2 separate regions of the Mus musculus genome follow, and region 1 is linked to region 2. The links are chromatin loops, found by intact Hi-C in ENCODE. Cell type or tissue: left cerebral cortex. All regions are shown on one strand.

What was found. Peaks named below come from ENCODE experiments on the same cell type or tissue, not always from the same donor. Only the 100,000 strongest peaks of a DNase experiment are listed, where the experiment ranks them.
Region 1: a loop joins it to region 2, with 1.9 times the contacts of the local background. A loop is called at or near these places in 4 of 42 quality-filtered maps.

Annotation. Positions count from the first base shown.
Region 1 is chr4:102,251,363-102,259,362 of GRCm38, reverse strand. It overlaps Pde4b (phosphodiesterase 4B, cAMP specific), which reads right to left and starts at 4,424. Exons shown (of 15, transcript NM_019840.2): 1 at 3,907-4,424. The coding sequence starts at 4,142. In left cerebral cortex, a CTCF peak has its summit at 4,403; DNase peaks (open chromatin) are centred at 4,355 and 4,645; H3K4me3 peaks cover 3,633 bases; H3K27ac peaks cover 2,356 bases.
Region 2 is chr4:102,314,530-102,322,529 of GRCm38, reverse strand. The region is part of intron 1 of Pde4b (phosphodiesterase 4B, cAMP specific); the gene reads right to left. Among named protein-coding and RNA genes, the nearest start is that of Gm52669, 29 kb to the left of the region's middle. In left cerebral cortex, a CTCF peak has its summit at 997 (motif pointing right); DNase peaks (open chromatin) are centred at 3,377, 3,720, 4,024 and 4,347; H3K4me3 peaks cover 584 bases; H3K27ac peaks cover 1,886 bases.

The sequences.
Region 1 (8,000 bases), 63 kb after region 2:
AATTATTTCCAGATTTGAGATTGTGTGAACATGATATTTTGGAGTCATGGTGTTCGTCACAATGATAGAAACCTCAACTAAGGCAATAAGAAATCTGTCTTTCAATAATGGAAAACCAAATTGGGAGAGGAAAAATACAAGCTTTCTCCCAAAGTATTCAATAACTAAAAGCACATTGCTTTTGATTGTAAGCATGGATAGATTGGTGGTGGTTCCCACTGATACATTTTCTATCCTAGAAGGCAGTGTTTTAGGAAGTAGCCAGGATTTATCAGACCAGCACCAACACAATACTTCCTGAAGGAAAACTGATGACTGAGAAAGGGCTCCAGTCTGGAAGAGATGGTTTAAAAAAAAAAAAAAGCTAGACAACTTGCTGCAAGTGCCAGGCAACAATAAACAGGTTTTCCAGTCAGATACTTTACACACGAATGCTGTGCTTCAGAAAATGTTACCTTGGATTTGAGGTCAAGGATAAATAATCCACTACCCTGAGAATGATACTGTCATATTCTGTACCAAGCAAGGCCGTGTAGTCCCTAATACTTATACACACACACCACACCACACCATACCACACCACTCAGCAGTAAGGTTGTTATCCATTTGGGGAGTCATAATTCAAAGACTGGAAGTTTGGGGTATGGATCGGAGTCAGATAATGAATAATGGAGTAGAAATACTTAGAAGAAAAGAGAGAATTAAAAGTCTTTTGTATGTCTAACATGTGACCCTGAAAAAATTCAAATAAAGAACTTAAGATAATATGTGGACATTATAATAAAGAACTTAAGATATAGTACAAGAGGGGAAATATAGGTTGAGCCTGAATTGTTTTTCTTTTCTTCATAGCAATTTATAGGTGTTCATTTATGTATGTTGAATAAGTAAAAACAAAACAAAGAATCTCTTGAGAATCCTCCCATTAAAGCCCATTATCACCATATTTTTCTAAAAAGCCAGTGAGGGAAAAACAGGATATATACTATGTAACAATTAAACCAGTTGAGTCAGAGGAATGTTTTTCTAATATCTGTGAATATGACATGGCAAAGTGCTGTATATTAAGTGCTGTTATTGGAATTTTTCTCTTCAGTTTTAAAAGTAGGCCAGATGTCCATATGTCAAAGATGGAGCAACATGGTTCTGCCCAAGGGTAAGAGGGAGCAGGAAGATAATTATTCAAATTTCTTCCAGATTTGGGTTTGTGTAAACATGATGATTAACAATGACAACACATCAAATATCTACTTTTCTTTCGATATTTCTAAAATAATTCCAGAGTCAGAACTATACAAATGTGTGTTAAATCTATTGTGAAGCCCAACTTCACAGTTCAGGTCTCCAAAGCCAGAACTGCATGTCTAGTCCATCAAAGTATGAAATCTACAAATAACCAAAGCAAAGGTTAGAATGTGACCTGGACCTTCTGCATTGCTCAGCTTTCTCGTGAAAAGTACTTTAATTTTGTTGCAGGAATCAAAACAATCCAGTCCTCTTGAAAGAAGTCTACTGTCTGCTATAAAGTAATAGCATGATTTTAGGCACTTCTGAGTCTATATCTTAGAATTTCTAACTTAAGTGCGTGGTCTAGAAAATGCCAATCACTAATCAGAAAAGGCTAGTTACATTTCATCGTGACAAAACGGCAAAACTAAGGCGGGCATGCTAAGCTTCATCACACAAAAAGAGAATGAAACAGCACTGGGCTCTTGAGATTTGGGGAAAAAATCATTCAAATACATAAGAGGCATATCTATTTTCCTTGCCTATTTCATGACAATAAACTTGGAAAATGTTAAGCATCTTACAACAGATCCAATAACAAAAAGAAACATCACTGGAGATTTAATCAGGAGCTGCAAACAAGTTGAGAATCAACTTTACTAAAGACACATAAAGGGAAGGAATGTGAACTGGGAGGAAAGTGTGAACACAATCGTACCTACAGATGTTTTAGAAGTCTGATGATTAATGACTTCTTTATGCCTGTATTGAATTACATTATGCCAATGTCTTGTTTCTTTTTTTGGCAATTGTGGGAACTTTTGTTTTAACTCATCTAAAAGATCATTTTATTAGCATAAGTAACCTCACATATCATTACATTGTTCTTTTTGCAACTTGCAAGAAAATTTGTGTAATGCATGAGTAAAACTGACTCTTTAATCATTCTAAAACTTCATTCTTTTGAAAAGAAAAAAAATCACTAGTATTTATAGCTCGGTGCTTCTATCACATCAAGAATCTATTCTAAGAAGAAGAAAGGTCACATGATTATAAAGTACCAAAAATTCCACATTAGTGAAAATATCAGAACTTTAAGAAGATTATCCAGACTTTGAAAATTATACACCTAAAATTAAAAGTCCTTCATATCAATATAATGATTTGCTAGTCCTTCAGTTAGCAAGACATATACATTTATTCATTAAATAAATATTTCCCTACATATGTTCCTTTAATGAGAACTATGCTCGTGCTTATCTTCCTGTATTCAGTTACACCACTCAGCAGATTAACTATAAAGTCACATGTGTTGGAGGAGAGGCAAAGAATGAGAGAAAGGACTGCTTCCAATCAGCACATAGTTTTACATGAACACCCTCTTTCTACAAATGCTATCACCATTGGTAGGCTTTGAAAAACCTAACCACGTGTGTTCTACAGGCAACCGAGCACAATGAAATAACAGCATACGCTTCATCAAAATGACCAAACAGTTCTCCAAGAAATAATACCACACCACAGTCAGAAGCAAGAGAAAATAGATCATCTCTAACTATGTGAAGTATATGTTGGCAGAACATTGGCTATTTGTCAAAGTGAGCTACATCTTTCTATGGGTAGCTATGATTAATCAACACATTGTGCACAGAGCGAGCACATTTTTTTTTTCCTGGTGAGGAGGAAACAACACAGTGCATATTAATTTTCGAATATCCAGTGGCCTTGGTTGATTATGCTAGCTGGCACTCTAGCATGTAGGCACAAAATTGCTGTGGGGATTACCTTAAAAAACCACATCCTGCTTTTCTTGCCATGTTGCCTATTAAATAAGACTGAGCTGCAAATACCAATTTGGAAGGTTATCTTAATTTGAAAGACACATCCCTTCAAAGAAACCTGAGGTGGCCCAGGCTTTTCAGGTCAAAGTAACTTAATGTTGGGGTTCTCTCCTTGTGCTTCTTCACTGCACTGCTTTAAGGAGGCCAGCCTCCTGTTTTTACATCCAGTGTAAATAAAATATATGCTGGAGGTAGGGAGTTCAACTCAGCTTCTACAGAGACACTAACCTCTTATACTTGGCATACCTAAAAGATACAAAATTTTTGGAATCATAATACAACTGATTGTCAGTGACACTTTGTAAGTTAGAACTTAGTTTCCCTACCCTTTAAGTAATGTAAAGATAAAAGTTTGTAAGGAGAAAGCTCACTCTGGTTATGCCCCATAGTCATGATGAGACAACACATTTATTGAGGCTTTTATAAGTTATCTTAAGGAATAGATTAGAATTGAGATGAAAATACCTATTCTTGTACCACAAAAACAAAACAAAAACAAAGCCCCACTGCTAAAATCATAGAACAGAAATGAAACAAAAATCTTACTTTTAAAAGGTCCCTCAATTCCCTATTTTCCAAAAGACATTTTTATAAGCAGTCACTTCGAAGAGTCTCCACGGTCAGAGGCTTATTTTATCTGGAAACAGCAGGTAGCACAAAGATACTTAAGCACACTGTACACTTCTGTATTCTTAGCTGACCTACTGTACCCCTTCAACTCAGACTTGCGCTATGCATTCCGAGCAAAACTCAGACATTCCATTCTCAACCTTTCTAAATCACTACTGAGAAGCCAAGAATCTGCCTAGCACTGGGATGCCTTTAAGTCCACTCTTACCATGTATGAGCCACCGTGAAGCGACGCCGCTGTCGGATGCTTTTATTCACCAGCAACTTTCTGAAAAAGCATGGTGAATTCCTTGGTGAACTGCGTGGAGAAATTTTGGGAGATGTAGGTCTGTTTCCTGGTAGCTTTGGAAGCTCAAGTTCCAAGCGCATCTGCTCCTTGAAAGTCTTTATGCAAACCTCAGATTCCGAAGCAGTAAATTCTTTTGGAGAATTTTTTGCTGTCATGTCTCGTATGGAGTGCTAGCTAGCATTCACCATCCAAAACAGCAGTCTTGAACATAGCAAAGGCACTGACGCGGGTTAAAAGGCTGCTGGGTCCGCACACTCTTCCCAGGCTAATTTGGGAAGCTGTGGTTTCAATCCTGGAGCACTTCAGAGCAAGAGGAGCATACTGGGAGACTGGCAAGACAGCCTGTCACAAGGAGCTTTATCAGGCTGCCTTTGCCTCTGAAAATGCGCCAAAGTGCTTCCTCTGTCACCAGCCTCCTTGTGGATGGGGTTTGTCTGCAAGTTACACACTGAGACTCACTGAATCCATTCAGCTGAATATATCAACTCATGAAATATTCATGAGGGCTTTTGATAAATCCTTTATATGTATTTTTTTTTTTAAAGAAAACCTTATCAAACAAGCTGCATTAACTCGGACAGTAAGCAAAGCCTGGCCACCCAGTCACTTTTGTCTGCACAAAGGGCGGAACCAGAGCCCATCCAGCATGTGCTTTTAAAGTCTTCATTCAGAATTATCTTGCTCAGCAAAGCACCGCCGTAACTCCGCCTATCAAACGCTATTGGCCCAGGATTCTTTAAACAACTGGGCTATCTCCCCCCTGAAAAATACCCTCCACTGCTCGGATTTGCACTAAATTCGTGAGGCTATCGTCTTTGTCACAGTCAAAACTGATTAAGTCAGGGATTGCCAAAAGCCTCAATAAAACAGCTTTTCAGATTCCATTTCTGAATCAAAGAGCTGAATTGCTGAAGTTCCCCCCCCCCTACCCCCACCCCACTTCCTTCTTTAGAAGATCCCAAGCAGCATCAGTTAAAAAAACAAAATGTCACTTAACAGGAAAACATTGGCTTTGGTTCATTTCCCCAAGGAATTCAAAACCTAATTTTTATTCCAATAAACATTACTCTCATTGTTCTCTTTAGGCTCATTGTTTGCAATCTGCCCACATAAGCCACTTGATACTGAATGCCTCTTCTGATGGCCAAAGCACCCCTAATCTGAAATGGAAGTAAGAGCCAGAAAAAACATGCACCCCAAGTTAGGTACTGTGCATGTGTTTGTGTGTGTGCTGAGAGGTGCACAAGGTGTGTATCTTTGTGCCTGTGTGCACCAGAGAGTGGGTTTCTACATTGCTTGTGAGAAGCCATGGAGTCAAGGAATGTCTTCAACCTGGCTAGGCTTGGCTTTTCTTTTCTTTTTGCCTTTTTTTTTCCTTTTTTCTTTTTCTCTTCTTGGGCATGAGAGCACAGCTTCTATATATTTAAAGGCATACTGAAGTATAATGAGGTCCATTGCATGTTGTAAAATATTTATTCACAGTGATGGTCATTGGATCCAGGTTGATCTCAAATAAATGTGGCAAAGTACGATAGGATTAATCAGCAAGAATGACAGAAAAGGTAAAGATGCACAGTAGGACTTCAGTGAAAATCAGACATTCATTTTCACACTAATGTGTAGGGTCGTCCAGCTGTATAAATCTCTCTATATGTCTGTCACACACTAAAAATGTGCTGAAGATTAGAGGGCTAAATAACGGCAGAACATCGCCTCTGGGTAGGAGAAAGGCATCCCACTGCAAACCTTAGGGAAGGAACTGGAACTTAAACTACTGACTTTTAAGTACCACTTCTGAAAACCCATCATGATCTAAACAACTAACTAAAGAGCACGGTGAACAGATGTGCAGATCTAAACAACTAACTAAAGTACATGGTGAACAGATGTGCAGTCGTGAAATCTTAGATGGGGCTGAATGTTCCTGGTTTATGAATGATTTCTCAAACCAGGAAACAGAGCCAGGGGACTGAAGGGACTCATCCAAATCCATCCTGGTGACTGATGTCATCACTACATCTCCCACTCCAGTTTCCTGACTCCTGGTAGCACTGTTTATTTCATTATAAAGTGCTTTTGTCTAGGCAGGCCTTAGTGCAGCTTCTTGGGGTCTGAAAGTATTTTGAGTATCTTGAAAAGATAGAATGTTGATAATATGGAGAAAATGTGGTTAACGCTACCCACTATTTGCTAAATTCTGCAGCAAGTCTTTTACCCAAAATACTATTTTTTTAAAACTGGGACCTGAGATTATATGATTCTATCATGATTCACAGTGACCTATTAGCAAAAATAAAATAGCAAGTGGGATTCATTAAAGCCATTTCTCATAGTTAATTTTCAAAGCTGACGAGATAAATAAGAATTTTAGGAATGTCTTCTCAGAAAAAAAAAAAGTAATGGCAAATTGTGTAGCCCTAATATCGCTAAGTGTAAATTGAGGTTCTGATAGGAGAATGCTGCTTATATCACCTCTTGATGGCATCCCACATACCTGTCTTCAGTCTGCCAATGGTCTCAAAGCTATATATATAACCTGATATCCCTACCTACCCCTGGAGGAAACAAGGGTAACCAAGAAGGTTAACTAGAATGCAAAATTTAAAAGATAATCAGACTCTCCGATAGCCTGAATTTTTCATACTTATAATGTTTATAAATAAACAGAGAGAAAAGCAGGGCTGGGGTCTCGAGGCCATGTCCCCTGTGGTCCAGTTTTCCTCCCTTGAACTTCAGTGCCCCAGGAGCATCACGAGCTGGCGACCAAGCCTTGTGGGAAGTGTTAAAGGTTCAAATACTGGCATCCTGTGCTTAAGAAACATCCAGTAAACCAAAAGGGAACCTTCCTATCTCCGTAATTCCTTTGGCACCTCAAAAGGAGAAATTAGTAGTCCCACTTCATCAGTTTATAAATATATACCCTTGTGAATTCTTGAAAAGTCCATCTATAGTATATCTCAGTATTAGATAAATAAATCTCTGGTATCACCATGCTCTCAGAGAAATAGAGTAAAGAATAAAATAACTTAGTAAAAGACAATTATTTCTTATAAATATTGGGGATATATTAGTAACATTTCAGTTTTTTTCTAAGCTGTAAAGAAAGGCCAATTATTTATTACCAATAAAATGGTGTTTATAATTCAAACATTAACAGTTTTAAATGTTTTAAAAACCCATCACCTTTTTTAATAGCATGGTTTTATATAAAATAATTAGTCTTTTCTATTGATACCAGTGTAAAATTTGAACTTCCAAAGTCGCCATTGAATTAAATTTCTCTGAGTATCATTTTCAACTGACTTTTGTAAAACTAAACAATTTTAAAGACATAAAATTGAACTTCCTGTGGCTTTGTCTTAGCACAACACTGAATTCAAAATAACAGCTGTATAATTTACTATGAATATGAAATTGAAGATCTGAGACAAAAGAGCATATTCACAAGAATTTTATTTTTTAAAAGAGTGTAGTTAAAGCTAACACTATTAACAGTCAAATTCATAATTAAGTCTTTATCTATTTCACTATCTAGCTCCTTCTTGCCAAAACAATATGCCATCTGAGTAGCAGAAGACACTTCAATTCCTTTTCTTCAGTCCAAGGCGAGGTAATGAAAGGAATTGTGCCAACAAAGGACTATAGCCACTTCCAAGTAACAAACAGTGGGGATGCTTTTACAAAACAGTATTGATACAAATTACAGTTTCAATGCTAAGAAATGGAGCTGGAGAATCATTCTAGCATGATTGAAAGAAACATAATGCAGGACAGAATAGAAAAAACTGTTTCTATTCATCTAGGGAAAGTACAATTAACTGATACATATAAAGAAACAGCCACTGGAATGGCGCCACAGGAAGCATCCCTTTCCACTGAAGTGTTCATTCCATCTTATGAACAGTTTCATGCCTCCATTTCATGATAAACTGATGACATCGAGACCTTTAGCATCCATCATCTCTGGAACTCAGTTTCATTGTGCTATACTATAAACTTTTCTAAATGAAGTC
Region 2 (8,000 bases):
GAAACTAGCCACCAGAACTTTACTCCCGATACAACTTTATGATTCAGCAGAAACCAAGTAAGAATAGAGCATCATCAAATAGAAATCGCCGTCCCTGGAAATTAGTTCTAGATAGGACACCACTGGCTCAGCAGGCACTCTTCCTGTGCTTCTCAGCAGGGTTCTGAGACTCCTGGCACCTGTCTGTAGAATTCAAAATTGTATGAATTTCTGATATACTTGAAAAAAAAAAAAGCCTCATTTAGGACCTTACAAGAGCATCACAATTTTTAATTCAAAAGATTTAGCTGCACTTTGAAGCAGAATTTACTTATAGCTAACTAAACCGCAGGATATACTCTTATATCTACTATAAAGCTGAAGTTATCTACTTTTCTGATAAAGGAAGATGAACCAAAACAGTGGAGAATATCTGTGTCCTGATCTCACCTGGCTCTTCATTCTCTATGATGATAGATTTATCTTCTTTCTCCCCTTACATCCAATGCTTCCATTTAGTATAGATTAAAATAGTTTTATGGGGAGTATACTTTATATTATATACTATATTTAAATAAAAGTTCTATATTTTTATCTGAAATTCTTTTCACAGTGAACTAGCTATTAACATAAGAAATCATGATTATATTTTCTCAATCCAAATATGTGAATTGGTTACAAAATATGAAACTAATTTAATTTAATAAGGTAAAAGTGGGTCAAACTCGATTATAAGATCCATTTCAAATTCAGTACTATTAAAATTTAGACTATTTAGGGGAGAGTTGAATATGATTTGAATTTTAAAATATGAAGTTGGTGCTAGATCTGGTGTCGATTCCTAGCCCTTACATGGTGGTTTACAACCATCTATACTTACAGTTCTTGGGGTTCTGATGCCATCTTCTGGCATCTGTGGCTACCAGGCATGCACATGGTGCATATACACATATACAGGCAAAACATATACAAACAATAGGAAAATAAAGCTACAAATATGAAGTCATTAGCCAGGTGTGGTGGCTTATGCCTGTAATTCCAGCAGGGGGAGGTAGAATTCATTGAACTCGAGGCTAGCTTGGTCTATGTAGTAAATAGCTACATAGAAACCCATCTCAGGAAAAAAAAAAATATATATATATATATATATATATATATATATATATATATATATGCGTGTGTGTGTGTGCATGTAGGTGTGTGTGTAAACCAAAAGTTGGCTGGCATGAAAAAGTTACTTTTTAAGATGAAGAAAGCCAAATGGTACTTCCACGAATAGTTATATTCTGCAGCTTTTGAGGAATATAAAAATCTACCCAGGGCTTTGAATTTTAATTTACACTTTCCTGAATGCAGATGCACTGCATCTACATTGCCATGTCAACAAAGCTAGTGTCAAAGTGTAGCAGTTAAATGCAAAGTCAAAATCAGCTTTGTTTGTTCAACAAAAAGAAGCCCAATTATTTCCTACTTATGTTGAATATTATTTTTATCTTTGAACACTTAGGAATTTTGTACAATAACTACTACTCAAGATATTTACAACACTTCAGGGCAAGCCTTTTCTTTCCAAATAACCAATGACACAAGGGTTAATTTGCAGAATTACAGTGAAACAGAGTAGATTAAAAGCACATTAGGACTGAAATCATTAGGACAAAAGGAAAGATAATTCAGTGTGTTCAATTCACAGCCCTGTCTGAATCTCACTGAGTCTACATGATTCTCACATGTGTCTACATGTTTAGTTGATGTATATTTGGGTAATGAAGGGAGGGAGAAGGAGTGGAATTCATATTACACCCAAGAACGGCATGGAACCTGAAGAAATTCAGCACAGAACCTGCAAATAAATGCAAATAAAAGCAAATGGTTTGCACATATTTTATGTTTAGGCAAACAAATATGCAAATTACTTCTACTTTTTATCTATACCTCTATATCTATACATATGTCTATGTCATCCACACATCTCTGTAGTTGCTAGAAGGAAGAGGAAGCATACCCACAAGAATATAGGATGAAACATTTAACATAGCGGGAAGGGAGTGAAGCATTCCTTTGATAAAGGTCCTAGGAGGTGAAGATACACGCAGGTACCTATAGGTGACAGAAACACATCACGAAGCCTGTTTTGTACTAATTACAAGAAAACTTAAGTGTGGGGTGGGTACTTGGGAGAATAAACTGTGAATGTATGTAAATCTTAAGTGTTTGAGTAACGAACAACATACAAGGCTAAGAACCTGGGAACGGGAGTTCAACTATCACTCTGCTTGTGACCAACTAGGTAACCAGGACAGGGTAGCACTTTTCTTATTCCTGTAAAAGAGGTTAGAGTAGGTCACTAAACAATTCTGCAAGCACACTACAGAGAGTATCAAAAAAGTACAGGTCCTGGCTTCAAGGAACAAAGAGTCTATTGGAAAAAAGAAGAACAGACTACAAAAATTATAAACTAGACAGCCTGGTTTGATTTTTCCTTCTTTTTGGTTACAACTCTTAGACTATAAGCCATTTACCCATCATATGTTTTTCTTAAATACATGGATAATTCCCACATGACCATTTCCATGAGCTTCTCAATTCTAAAACATGTCTTTTTTTCACACTTTAATACTTTTGGACTCAGGCTGCTACTTAAGATAAATGGCAACTTAAATATAGTGAGAGATGATGGTGGTCCCTAAATAGTGACTCTCAACCTTCCCAATGCTGGGACCCTTTATAATAGTTCCTCATGTTGTAATGGCCCCCAACCATAAATTTATTTTGTTGCTACTTTATAACTGTAATTTTGCTACTGTTATTTTCATAATGTAAATATCTGACAGGCAGGATATCTGATATTTGACCCCTAAAGGGGTCCTCACCCACAGATTGATAACTGCTGCTCTAATAAATCTATTGTTCCAAGTATGAGAAATATTGATGGAAATTAAAAATAGATTTAAATCTCTGCCTTCATTTCTTCATTGAGACGCCAAGATTTCCTTACTGTCTAAAAAGACTATATCATCTTGTAAATGGTCTTTCTGGTTAATGCTGGACCTTAGCTGGAAGTATTTTTTAAAGTTCTCTCCAGAAATCTAAAGCAGTGCATAAGAATGTTTTACATGCTAATAATAAAATGACCAGCTAATTTCACATTATTTAAAATAACCAAAGTGGCTGAAAGAGGAAAAAAAATCAATTTTCTTCCCTAGAATAACTGGATATATCAACCATCCTTTAGTGTGGTCCTATTCTCAGAAGTAGCTAAAATAGATTATGTGGTTTTTAGTGGCGTTTTTATTTTATTTTTGTTTTTGAGAGTGAGAAAAAAAGAGGGAGTTAAGTGGGCAGGAACAGGGAGGCTCTGGGAGGGGTTGTGGAAATGGGAAAGAATATGATAAATATACTGCCTGAAATTCTCAAAGAATACATTTTTAAAAAAAGGAAAAAATAATCAAAATGTTCACTTTATTCTCAAAATTTGCATTGCATAGTTGTAAAATAGAAAGAACAAAATTAGGTTTCTAGAAAAAACTGCAAAAATCTCTGAAAAAAATATTTAGTCTCTGCTTTGGCCAGAAACAGTGAAGAAATGCAGTGTATTCAGAGAACAACATTTTTTTTCTTGTTACATTTATTTGTTTTTGTGTGGGGGCACATAGACGAGTGTATGAGGCATTAGTGTAGGTGTGCATGCACTCCTGTGTGGAAGTCAGAAGACGCTTGCAGAAATCCGTTCTCTTTCTCCAATGTGGGTCATGTGGACGAAGTAAGGCTGTTAGCTTTGGCAGCATTCGCCTCTATCTGCTGAGCCATCTCTCTAGTCCCAGAATACATTTTTTTAATAAATTCAACTCATAGCTATGAGTTGGCACTTAGTTAAACATGCAGTGTGGCATTGTACTATGGATAGGAGACCAGACGGCAGAGTCCAGTAGATCAATAACATGCTGCAACTATATGGCTTTTATGGTCCCATCTATGTACAGGAATACGGTAATTTTCAAAATGCAAGAAAACAGTAAAGCTGGAGGAAATGGACCAGTGAGGACACTGCCGATCGACTAAGGGGATGGCATGTGGCTTCCCTGTAGAGTTCACTTACGTTAAGCCCCAAGCAGGAAACCGAAGGGTAAAGGATGTCAAAGCCCTTGGTGTTTGAGTCCTAGGCTCTGGGCTCGCTCAGGCTTGCTTTCCTATAATCCTTCTCCACTATTTCCTGAACGAGCATGGCCAACATGCACGCTCTGCTGGGCGGCCCATCTCCTTGGCTTCAGAGTATTCCCAGCGACGCTGTTTTACTTTGTGTCTCTGCAAACTGACTTCTTACCACTGTTGTTGGTTTCTTGGTGTCTCTTCACTAACCAGAGCTTTGTTCGGCACACTAACCATGCCTTCATTGCCAGTTCCTTCATTAGCTTCAACTCACTAGCACCATGTGGGCTGTGTTCAGTCTTAGCTGTGTCTCTCACTGACAAAAGCTGAGAAGTGATTTTAAGTGAAACCAGAAATGCAGGTAAATGTGCACTTGAAAATCTAATTCCATTGGATCAGAGCTCAGGCTTGGTGCACAGATTGCTCATAACTCTCAGGAGAAAACCACTGTCTCGGCTTTCAGTAGAGCAACAGCCTGTTGTCCATTCTGTCCGCTTCCAAACGCTATTCTAACTAAAGAGCAAAGGACTGCCCATTTCAGAAAAACTCATATGAAATGGATTAGCATGCTTTATGTAAGAACATCTTCTATGAAAGCATTTGATTTGGGTATTTATAGTTCATTTATTTTAACACATTTAGAAATTTCCTATTTTAAATTTTGAGAAATGAACATTCCAAAATGAAAAAATTAAGCACTTTACTGTTTTGCCCAATTATACATACACACACATATTTGTGTATACACACATATATATATGTATATGTGTATATATATGTATATATATATATATGTGTGTGTGTGTATATATATATATACATTGTTCCTATATATATCCAATATATATAATTGTTCCTAAGTCTCTATAGAACTTGAAATTTTTTCCATAGTAGTATTTTAGATAGTACCACTAGAGCTGGAGGGCTTATGGGACATTGGGGGCAAAATACCTAGCTAATTCTACGACACCCAGGGCAAAGAAAACTGAAGGCAGGGAAAGAACTGAAGGAGATCCCATGAGAAATGCTGGCGAGGTGAACAGAGTTGCTAATGAACACCTGCATGATCCCTTATTTTCCTTTTGCCTCAGGCTTAGCAAAGTGTGTGTGTCTACTGGGTCAAGATCTTAAATAATTTCCCCAAGTACTCAACATTTTCCAAGTTTGGAAGGGAACCAGGAGACAAAGTAGTACAGAGACAACTTAGTGCCTCAGGAAGTTCAAAGTCACAGTCGTGTTAACAAAAACAGACTCCAGACACTCCTGGACTCTCAGAAAAGAGGGTGGGGTGAGAAGAGAGGCAGAAGCACATGCCTGTAGTCCCAGCATTTGGGGAGGTGGAGACAGGAAGCACGTGAGTCTGGCAAATGCCTAAGTTACATGGCATAATCTATCTTAAACAGTCAAGTAAAATGGAAGCAAGCAAGCATCAGGTGGAAAGCAGCCATGCAGGTGCTCTGCACTCCAGACTTTCAGAGCTCAGCTATACCATTTGAATTGTTTGAGAAATAAGATATTCTCTCCAAACGCCTTGCTCTGGAGCAGCTGTCGTTACCAGGGCCTAAGAGCTTAGAAGGTTTTTACTTCATATGGAAACAAGGTTCTTCTGACAGCCTTTGTATATAGAATGTGTATGCAACGAGTCAAGGCAGAATTCATAATTTTAACATCTGTTTAATGTGTAGCAACTTCCCCATGAGAGCAAGAGTTTTTATATATTTAGTGATATTCACTCATCTATCTACACAACTGATCTTTTAATAAACATTTCTTGATCAAATCTCTAGTCTCATAAACCATTCTGGAATCACAAAAGAAAAACATATTTCTTCCATTGCAAGAAGAAAAAGATCCCAGAGTAATAGAATATGCAATGGGTTTGATCTGAATTAAACAAACTCAATCTATTATTTGAATTACCCCTAAATACTGGATTTTATAACTCAGTGTCTGTTAAAGATGACTTGAAAAGTGTCCCTGTCAGAAACACTGAAAGCCATTTATATAAACATCAAAGTTTTCATAACATTCTGATTGCAACATCTTTTATAAAAATATCAATCCTGACCAATTAGGAGTTCAATGAAAATCAAATACCAAATTTTCTCTGTGCTAGTTTCCAAGGTTTGTAAGAGGTCACTTTAACTCATTCTATTTTCCAGATTCCAAATTGAGTTCCTTTGGCACATGGCCCAGTCTTGGCTATGCAGTAACATTTTAACCAGTTGCTTAATTACCTGGTGTCAGTTAAACATTATTATAAAGGAATCTCTTCTATCTTCTGTAAAGAATAGTTTTCCCTTTCACTCCTGACTCAGGTACCTCCTGCTCACCCTTGTCTTGAAGCCGTTCCCATTGGTATAGTGAAGTTAACTTTCGCTGGCTGCAGAACAGCCATCTACTCTCACAAAGCAGAGTTGCCACAATGACCTATGGTATACTCTAATCAACAATCATGCCAACAAGCAGAGAGTGATCGTGATAGCTAGCTCTAAGGTAATAGTAATGATGCTGTTTAGAGTCTCTCTTAGTCTAAGTGGGGAGAGGGCCACCCTACCCTTCCCTGAGATGTCACTCCCTCCTGTCCAGCTGCATGTGGTGGGTTCTAGAGAACATAGGAAAAGAGGGTTGGCTAGAGACTGGGACATTTCTTGGGTGACACTTTCATTAGTCATAGCCCGAGGCAGGAATGAGATTCTTCAGTGCTGCAGCTATCTTTGAGTCACCCATGATCCTACAATTACCCCCTCATCTAGGCTTCTATTAGCAACCCCTAGAGATTTACTGGTTCATTAAGGTGGACTTGGATGGAATCTGTTTTTCAGTCTGTCAGCCCTTTGTGTGGTGAATACATGTTACTCTGTGTCTCCCCACCAAAAAGAATACAGCACTCAGACTCCATTGCTTCAGTCAGGTCCCAGTTCTGCAATTATTCTTAGCTTTGTGTTTACTGTCATCACAAGTCTACAATTTCAAAATGATTGTTTCTTAAGTCATCATTTAGATAACAATGACTGTGGTACGAGCGGATGAATGAATGGGTAGAATATTAAGTTGAATTGTTAAAGTAGGCAGCTCATGACATTGGTTTCTAAGGTGCAACTCACTGTAATATTAGGAAGAGCACTGATTTGTAAAACCTGGCAGCATTTAGATTGTGAGTCTGTAGCTAAGCATGGCCAACCTGTTTTCAAGGATCAGGACAACAGTATAGTATTTGGATTGCTTTACAGACACTGAACTTAAGAGCTTTTGAGAATTAAGTACCAGCCTGAGAAATAAATTAAAGAAAAACTTTTGCCTGGCTTCATGTAGAGTTACCAAATAAATAAATAAATACATACATACATACATACATACATACATACATACAACAGCACTCATCACCTTTGAATACTTGTATCAGTATGGGTTACAGAAGCTAGTAAGATTTTTAATCTATAGGCTTGGAGTTCTCAAACCTCTTAGTGCTGCAACCCTTAAGTACAGATCATCATGTCGTGGTGACCCCCAACCATAAAATTGTTTTGTTACTACTTCATTAACTGTAATTTTGCTACTTTTATGAATCATAACGCAAATATCTGATATGCTGGATATCTGATATTTGACCCCTGTGAAAGGATCATTTGAGTCCCAAAAGGGCCACATTACGTAATTCCAGAGGATGGTCAGAGCACAAAACTACCTAAAGAAATGTTGTCTACCTTCTTTTCTTGGACTAACATTTTGTCATTCCCACTAAGGAACTGGACACATTTTTCACAATTTTGTGAAGGTTTTAATTTGTATCTGTCAAACATACAAAGCCATTAGGGTACAAAATGAATGGTATCTACTTGGAGCACTGTGCACAAGTAAACACTAAATGA